2 separate regions of the Homo sapiens genome follow, and region 2 is linked to region 1. A link is a contact called in ENCODE Hi-C or POLR2A ChIA-PET data. All regions are on one chromosome and are shown on one strand. The core of a region is the stretch at or near the end of the contact, and the rest is flanking DNA. Distances in the headings are between cores, read along the strand shown. Region 1 overlaps CCDC62 (coiled-coil domain containing 62). Region 2 overlaps ABCB9 (ATP binding cassette subfamily B member 9).

What was found. A loop is a pair of places that touch in the nucleus more often than their neighbours do. ChIA-PET counts read pairs that join two places held with the same protein, here RNA polymerase II (POLR2A). Pooled maps may share reads with other maps.
Region 2: a pooled map shows a loop between it and region 1 (2.3-fold over the local background). The contact joins two enhancer-like sites. A Hi-C loop is called at or near these places in 1 of 168 maps with a recorded cell type or tissue (transverse colon) and 2 of 50 pooled maps. POLR2A ChIA-PET finds 5 or more read pairs at or near these places in 9 of 52 experiments (A673, AG04450, Caco-2 and 5 more).

The regions. Positions count from the first base shown.
Region 1 is chr12:122,811,492-122,815,849 of GRCh38, forward strand. CCDC62 (coiled-coil domain containing 62) reads left to right here. Exons shown (of 13, transcript NM_201435.5): 11 at 1,779-1,928. Among named protein-coding and RNA genes, the nearest start is that of HIP1R, 22 kb to the right of the region's middle. RefSeq lists a silencer at 746-921 and an enhancer at 2,107-2,186. Within about 2 kb of position 1,985, at least 2 of the 41 ENCODE cell types and tissues checked have a DNase peak (open chromatin) inside an H3K27ac peak, as active enhancers do.
Region 2 is chr12:122,949,156-122,953,163 of GRCh38, forward strand. It overlaps ABCB9 (ATP binding cassette subfamily B member 9), which reads right to left. Exons shown (of 12, transcript NM_019625.4): 3 at 1,296-1,410; 4 at 633-763. Among named protein-coding and RNA genes, the nearest start is that of ABCB9, 15 kb to the right of the region's middle. Within about 2 kb of position 2,381, at least 5 of the 41 ENCODE cell types and tissues checked have a DNase peak (open chromatin) inside an H3K27ac peak, as active enhancers do.

The DNA of each region.
Region 1 (4,358 bases), core at 735-3,234:
TGAGCCACCGTGCCCGGCTGAAATTAAGTTTTCTTAAAAAAAAAAAAAAATCAGGTGGTGGCTCATGCCTGTACTCGCAGCACTTTTGGAGGCTAAGGAAGGGGGATCACCTAAGGTCAGGAGATCGAGACCATCCTGACCAACATGGTGAAACCCCGTCTCTACGAAAAATACAAAAATTAGCTGGGCGTGGTGGCACATGCCTGTAGTCCCAGCTACTCGGGAGGCTGAAAGGCAGGAGAATTGCTTGAACCCGGGAGTTGGAGGTTGCAGTGAGCTGAGATCACGCCACTGCACTCCAGCCTGGCAACAGAGTGAGACTCCATCTGCAAAAAAAAAAAAAAAAAAAAAAAAAAAAAAAATTCAGTCTAGGCCCCTTTAAGAGCAATTGGCAGTGACTAATTTTCATGCCAAACTTCACATCCCAAAGTTGAAATTTAATAGGAATAAACGAAGGCACATACCCACATATTTTTCAAGGCTTATAAGCCTTTAATGTTGTCCTATTTTGCAAGTATTTTGACATGCTAAATACAGCATTGACAAGTTGGTTGAGGAGAGTTAACCAATGCCTAGGATTCTTTTATCGCATGGGTGTTACTTCATTAGCTGTAGTAAGTTCTGTTTAAGTCAAATTATTTAACTGAGTAGGTTCTAAGAAATAAAGGGGGCTGGGTGCAGTGGCTCACGCCTGTAATCCTAGCACTGTGGGAGTTCGAGGCGGATGGATCACTGGAGGTCAGAAGTTCAAGACCAGCCTGGCCAACATGGTGAAACCCTGTCTCTACTAAAAATACAAAATTAGCCAGGTGTGGTGGCGGGCAACTGTAGCCGCATCTACTCGGGAGGCTGAGGCAGGAGAATCACTTGAACCCGGGAGGTGGAGGTTGCAGTGAGCTGAGGTTACACTATTGCACTCCAGCCTAGGCAACAAGAGCAAAACTCCGTCTCAAAAAAAAAAAAAAGAGGCCGGGTGCGGTGGCTCACACTTGTAATCCCAGCACTTTGGGAGGCTGAGGCAGGCAGATCACGAGGTCAGGAGATTGAGACCATTCTGGCTAACGTGGTGAAACCCCGTCTCTACTAAAAAATACAAAAAAAAATTAGCCAGGCATGGTGGTGGGTGCCTGTAGTCCCAGCTACTTGGGAGGCTGAGGTGGGTGGAGCTTGAAGTGAGCCGAGATGATGCCACTGCACTCCAGCCTGGGTGACAGAGCGAGACTCCGTCTCAAAAAAAAAAAAAAAGAAAGAGAGAGAGAGGGAGGGAGAGAGAGAGAGAGAGAGAGAGAAAGAAAGAAAGAAAGAAAGAAAGAAAGAAAGAAAGAAAGAAAGAAAGAAAAGGAATGAATTTAGTTATTCTTATTCTACTATTTGATGTCCAGCTTTGCTTTGTAACACCTAAAGACAAAGAAATATTCACAGGTGATCGGGTGTAGTGGCTCACGCCTATAACCCCAGCACTTTGGGAGGCCGAGGCAGGAGGGTAACTTGAGGCCAGGAGTTCAAGACCAGCCTGGGCAACATAGTGAGATCCCACCTCTACCAAAAAAAAAATTGCTCGGTGTGGTTGCACACACCTATGGTCCCAGCTTTTCAGGAGGCTGAGGCAGGAGGATCACTCGAGCCCAGGAGCTTGAGGCAATCAGCTGTGATTGTGCCACTGCACTTCAGCCTGGGCGTCAGAGCAAGAGAAAGAAAAAAGAAAACAATATTCCTAGGTAGTTAGCATTTGTGTTTGTAAACCTAAGCATTTAAAGGTGCCTCTTAATTTCCTGTAGGCTTCAATTGTGTTACCCTCCCAGGATGATTTCTCGCCCACGAGCAAGCTCCAGCGTTTGCTGGCGGAATCTCGTCAGATGGTGACGGACCTGGAGCTGAGCACACTGCTGCCCATCAGCCATGAGAATCTCACTGGCAGTGCCACAAATGTATGCGTTTCATTTTCTCTTGACTATATTTGTCACATCCAAACACACCACTGAACACCAGTGTGCAAATATCACCGGCAGGGCGGCCTTTCTGTTAGAGGGAGAGTTTCTGTGTCTCTAGGGAGGAAAGGGAACATGCTTGTTTTAAGGAGGAAAAAGTTACACTTAGATGTCACTGGACCCAAACTTCCTCTTTCTAATGATCTGGGGCATATGAAGATAAATTCTTGGGGACTTTTTTCTTGGAGGGGGCGGGTACAGAGTTTTGCTCTTGTCGCCCAGGCTGAGGTGCAGTGGCACGATCTCAGCTCATTGCAACCTCCACCTCCCGGGTTCAAGTGATTCTCCTGCCTCAGCCTCCCAAGTAACTGGGACTAAAGGCCTACTCTACCATGCCCGGCTAATTTTTATATTTTTAGTAGAGACAGGGTTTCACCATGTTGGCCAGGCTGGTCTCAAACTCCTGATCTCCAGTGATCCACCCACCTTGGCCTCCCAAAGTGCTAGGATTACAGGCGTGAGCCACCACGGCCAGCTGGAAATGTTTTAAAAAACCAAATTTTATTATAGAAAGTTTCAAGGCCGGGCGTGGTGGCTCATGCCTGTAATCCCAGCACTTTGGGAGGCCGAGGCGGGTGGATTACCTGAGGTCAGGAGTTCAAGACCAGCCTGACTAACATGGAGAAACCCCGTCTCTACTAAAAATACAAAATTAGCCGGACATAGTGGCACATGCCTGTAATCCCAGCTACTCGGGAGGCTGAGACAGGAGAATTGCTTGAACCCCGGAGGTGGAGGTTATGGTAAGCCGAGATTGTGCCATTGCACTCCAGCCTTGGCAATGAGCAAAGCTCCACCTCAAAAAAAAAAAAAAAAAAAAAAGAGAGAGAGAAAGAAAGAAAGAAAATTTCAAATATGCACTGAAGTGGAAAGAATGGCACGGTCACTCACCTTTGACCACCATCGATTTTATCTTACCCCATCCATACACGTTTTCTTTGGAAGCATTTTAGCTCAGCATCATATCATGTCACTCATAAATATTTCATGATCATGATGTCTCTCTAACAGATATGGACTTTTAATTTTTTTTTTTTTTTTTTTGAGACTGAGTTTTGCTCTTGTTGCCCAGGCTGGGGTGCAATGGCACGATCTCAGCTCACTGCAATTCTCTGCCTCCTGGGTTCAAGCAATTCTCCTGTTTCAGCCTCCCAAGTAGCTGAGATTACAGGCACCTGCCACCATGCCTCACTAATTTTTGCATTTTTATTAGAGACGGGGTTTCACCATGTTGACCAGGCTGGTCTCGAACTCCTGACCTCAAGTGATCCACCTGCCTTGGCCTCCCAAAGTGTTGGGATTACAAGCATGAGCCACCCTGCCCGGCCTAATTTTAATTTTGTGTATTTATTTATTTTTGAGACAGCATCTTCCTCTGTTGCCCAGGCTGGAGTGCAGTAGCTATTCGCAGGCGTGATCACAGCTCACTGCAGCCTCAAATTCCTGGGCTCAAGCAATCCTCCCACCTCAGTCTCCCAAGTAGCTGGGACCACAGGCACGCACTGCCATGCCCACTCTGTTTGCCAGGCTGCTTGAACTCCCGGCCTCAAGTAATCCTCCTGCCTCAGCCTCCCAAAGTGTTGGGACTATCAGCATGAGCCACCATGCTCAGCTTATTTATTTGTTTTTTAGAGACAGTCTTGCTCTGTCACCCAGGCTGGAATGCAGGGCCAACTTGAACCTCCAACTCCCAGGCTCAAGTGATCTTCCCACCTCAGCCTCCTGAGTAGCTGGGATTACACGTACACGAAACCACACCCAGCTGATGTTTTTATTTTTTGTAGAAACAGGGTCCCACAATGTTGCCCAGGCTGGTCTCAAACTCTTGGGTTCAAGCAATCCTCCTGCCTCAGCCTCCCAAAGTGCTGGGATTATAGGCGTGAGCCGCTGTGCCTGGCCTGGCTTTTCTTAACAGTGTCTTTTAAAAAGCGAAATTTAAAATTTTGATTACTTCCAACTTAACAGGTTTTTTTTTTTCTTTTTTGAGACGGAGTCTCGCTCTGTCGCCCAGGCCTTGGTGCCAGTGGCGCGATCTCGGCTCACTGCAAGCTCCGCCTCCCGGGTTCACGCCATTCTCCTGCCTCAGCCTCCCGAGTAGCTGGGACTACAGGCGCCCGCCACCACACCCGGCTAATTTTTTGCATTTTTTGGTAGAGACGGGCTTTCACCGTGTTAGCCAGGATGGTCTCCATCTCCTGACCTTGTGATCCGCCCGCCTCAGCCTCCCAAAATGCTGGGATTACAGACGTGAGCCACCACACCCAGCCTATTCTAGTAGTTTTTTTGTAGATTCCTTAGGATTTTCTACACAATCATGTCATTCATGAATAGAGACAGTTTTATTCCTTTTTCCAATATTTATGCCTTATT
Region 2 (4,008 bases), core at 1,131-3,630, 140 kb after region 1:
GAGGGGGTAACTCCTCTTCCCTTCTAGGGAAATAACAACCTGGCTGGTGGCGGGCAGGAAAGCGCAGACACTTCTTACCTAAGTTGGACATTGTGCTAAGAGCTGTGTAAGGACCCCATGGGGTGGCTACTATCCGTGTTCCCATTTTACAGACAAGAAAACAGAGGATCAGAGAGGTGAAGTTCGTGAGTGGAGGAACCAGGGCTTCGACCCAGGCCGGTGTCTCTCAGAGCTTGGATCTTGGTGGATATTCTATCGTCTTCCCCGTTGTGGCCCCTGGCCCTCACCTGCTGACCCCCATGGGAGCAGGGTCTCTGTCGGCCACAGGCGTGGGTAGTCCTGGACCTGGTGGTTTCCATGGGGCAATGGAAAGCAAGGCCTTGGCTCCTGCAGGGACCTCGGGTGGCCTGGCCTGGGCCCCACAGAGGCCGCAGCCCACACCAAAACCTCAGTGAGCAAGCCAGCTCCCAGGACACAGGCCAAGCCCAGGGTGTTCCCAGCCTGAACTAACAGCAGGAGGAGAAGACAGAGGGCTGAGACCACCCACACGCCCATTTCATTCCTCAGTGCCAGGCAAGCCCACAGGGGTGGGGCCCAGCCCCCAGGACACCTAGGGCACTGGAAGGACCAACCTGTGCGGTTCTCATCAAAGAAGCTTGTCTCCTGGGACACCAGTGAGCGGAAGAGACAGTTTCGAAGGCGAATGTTCAGTCTGGCAAATATGAGGGTAAAAATGCCGCCCCGAATACCTGCGGCAAATGAGCTAATTGCAGATAAGAGATATTATAGCACGATGTCCTTCCAGACCAGTGACCACACCCGGCTGCCCCCTCCCGCTGCCGGCAGGCCTGGGAGCCCCACCGCAGCCCCACTCCAGGGCTGGCATCCCTGCGGGGTCCCCCTCATTCCCAGTGGGAGCCCCCCTCAAGGTGAGGGCAAAGGGGACAGTTGTGGGACAAGAGACCCAAATGTGCCAGCCAGACCCTCTTCCTTCCAGAACAGCTCAGACAAAGCCGGTTCTGTTTGGGACCAGATTCCTACTTGGAAAACAGCCAGGGAGGGTGAGCAGGGAACCCTGAGGACTGAAGCCCTTTTCAGGGACCAGAGGGTGTGGTTCTAGGGTGCTCTAAGACAGTGTGGAAGCCGGTTCCCAGGGTGACCAGCTGAGGGACAGGCCCACCAGGGGCATTTCCAGGGCCTCCCTGGCCCCTGTCTTCCTTAGGAACAGGCCCTCCCTTCCCTCCCTGGTGCAGGTCGGGGTGTGCGGGGCAGGGCGTGGGGGTTGAGCCAGCTACCTGCCAATGGCCAGCAGGCACACGATGACGACAGCCGTGCTGAACTGATCCATGCTTTTCTGGATGACGATGCCATCAATGGCGCGGCCCGTGTAGTAGGGCAGGAAGGTCTCTCCTGGGGGAGGCAGGGCAGCCTCAGGGACGTCTGCAGCCAGGGGAACCCGCACCCTTCCTCCTGAGGCTCCAGAAGTCCACACACCAACCCCTCTGCCCACTCCACCGGTGGGCTTTCCTCCCTCGGCAAACTCTTGCTGCCCATCGTGGGGCCCCAGGGTGCTTAATGCCCCCCTCCTCAGAGAACAGGGGAGCACTGGGCCTTGCATCCACACAGCCTGCTGGTTCTTCTTTATTTATAGTGGCTACCAGGCATCGAGCCAGGGCTCCTGCAGGATGCTTCATTCTCTTGTTTTTTGAGACAGGGTCTCGCTGTGTCCCCCGGGCTGGAGTGCAGTGGTGTAATCATAGCTCACTGCAGCATCAAACTCCTGGGCTCAGGTGATCCTCCTGTCTCAGCCTCCTGAGTAGGGAATACAGGCATGTGCCACCATGCCAGGCTAATTTTTTTTTTTTTTTTTTTGTAGAGACAGGGGTCTCACTATGTGGCCCAAGCTGGTCTCAACCTCCTGGGTTGAAGCAATCCTCCTACCTTGGCCTCCCAAAGTACTGGGATTATAGGTATGAGCCACCGCTCCTGAACTTTGTTTCATTCCCTTTGGAGCAGGCCCTGGAATCACCCCCATTTTACAAATGAGAAAAATTAATTTGTTTTTCTTTTTCTAAAATATTTTCCTTTTTTTTTTTTTTTTTAACTTTTTGAGACAGGGTTTCACTCCTGTCGCCCAGGCTGGAGTGCAGCCTCAACCTCCTGGGCTCAGTGGATCTTCCCACCTCAGACTCCTGAGTAGCCGGGACTACAGGCACACGCCACCAGGCCTAGCTAATTTTTTGTATTTTTTTGTAGAGACGAGGTTTCGCTAGGTTGCCCAGGCTGGTCTCTAACTCCTGGGCTCAAGCGATCCACCCACCTCAGCTTCCCAAAGTGCTGGGGTTACAGGCCTGAGTCACAGCGTCCGGCTGAAAGTGAAGTTGAATGAGATGACTCGTCCAGGCCACATGGCAATCAGTGGCTGATTGACGCCAAAGTTGATTTCATTCTTCTCAATGGGTTCAGAGTCCAAATTCTGGAACCTCAGAAGACGTTGCTATTCTGGTTCCAAGCAATGCTGGAAATTGCCACCCCACCCCTCCTGGTGGGGCACTTGACACCTTGCTGGGTGCTTTCTTACCCGCTTGCCTTACTGTGTTTTCACAACAATCCTGGGGTGGAATGGGAGACTCACAGAGGCTGAGGAATTTACTCCAGGTCACACAGCAAGGGGAAAGGCTGGGACTCAAACCTAAACTGGCTTTCAACCTGGGGGCTCTTTCTTTTCCCTTCCTCCTGTGGTCTGAATGCATCTCCCAAAATTTACATATTGAAACATAATCGCCAATGTGATAGGGCAGAGCTCTCCAGGATGGGATGAGGGCCCTTTTCAAAGGGCTTGTAAGCCTGGTTTGCCATCTCTCGCCCTTCCACCTTCTGCAGCGTGAGGACACAGCAGTCTTCCCCTCCAGAGGACACAGCAAGGAGGGACCATCTTGGAAGCAGAGAGTGGCCCTCACGACACCAAACCTGCTGGCACCTTGATCTGGGACTTCCCAGCCTCTAGAACAGTACGAAATCAGTTTCTATGGTTTCTAAATGACCCAGTCTGTGGTATTTTGTTACAGCAGCAGAAATGAGACTCCCCCGACAATAATCCGGAATGTCCACTCTCCTCTTAAGGAAATAGTGGCATCACCAGGCCAGGCCAGGCCCTTGTTCATCCCAGGACCTGTTTCCACTGAAGTTCTTTCCATGAGCAGAGCCAGGTTTGGGGCTGGGCATACAGTAGGTGCTCAATAAAGGTCAGTGAATGAACCCCGGGCAGGTCTGGCTAGCACAGTCTGGCCTGGCTCAGACACTTGGGTAGTGAGACTTTCTGTGCAGTTCTGGTGCCCTCTGCTGGGACCATGAGGTGGCAGCCTAGAGGGCCTGTGTCCCCACAGTCCTTGGCCAGACGAGGTCTCCAGCTGAGGCTGCAGAGTTCCACCCAGCCTGAGTTTCTGCCTCAGTTTACCCACAGAAAAGAAGAGGGCAACGATGAGCTGTGACAGAATATTCTGGAATATCTGATTCCAGCAAGCACCAATGCTAATAATCGCCTTACTGGGTACCAGGGGCTGTGCAAAGCATGCCGGCAAACTCTCTTGCTGAATCTGCACAAGAATTACGTGAAACTCTCCAATGCACCAGCAAATACTCAGACCATTTCCAGAACCTGACCACTTTCACTGCCTCTACTGCCCCAACCCTGGTCCAAGTCATTAACCTCACTGGGACTATCTCAGTAGCCTGCTCTCAACTTTGCTCACATCAGCCTGTCCACACAGTAGAAGGCAGGATCCTGTTGGAACTAACTTCAGATCTTGTTGCTCCTTGGCTCAAAACAGTCCAAATCCCCCTTCTCATCCAGTGAGATGGTAAAAGCCAAAGTCTTTACAATAGCCCACAAGGACCTGCATGATTGAGCCGCTAGCAGAGACCTTTGTCTTCTCCCCGCCCCATCTCACTCCCTCTGCTCCAGCTAACTGGTGTCTGCTCTTGAACAACTGGGCACCTTCCTGCCTC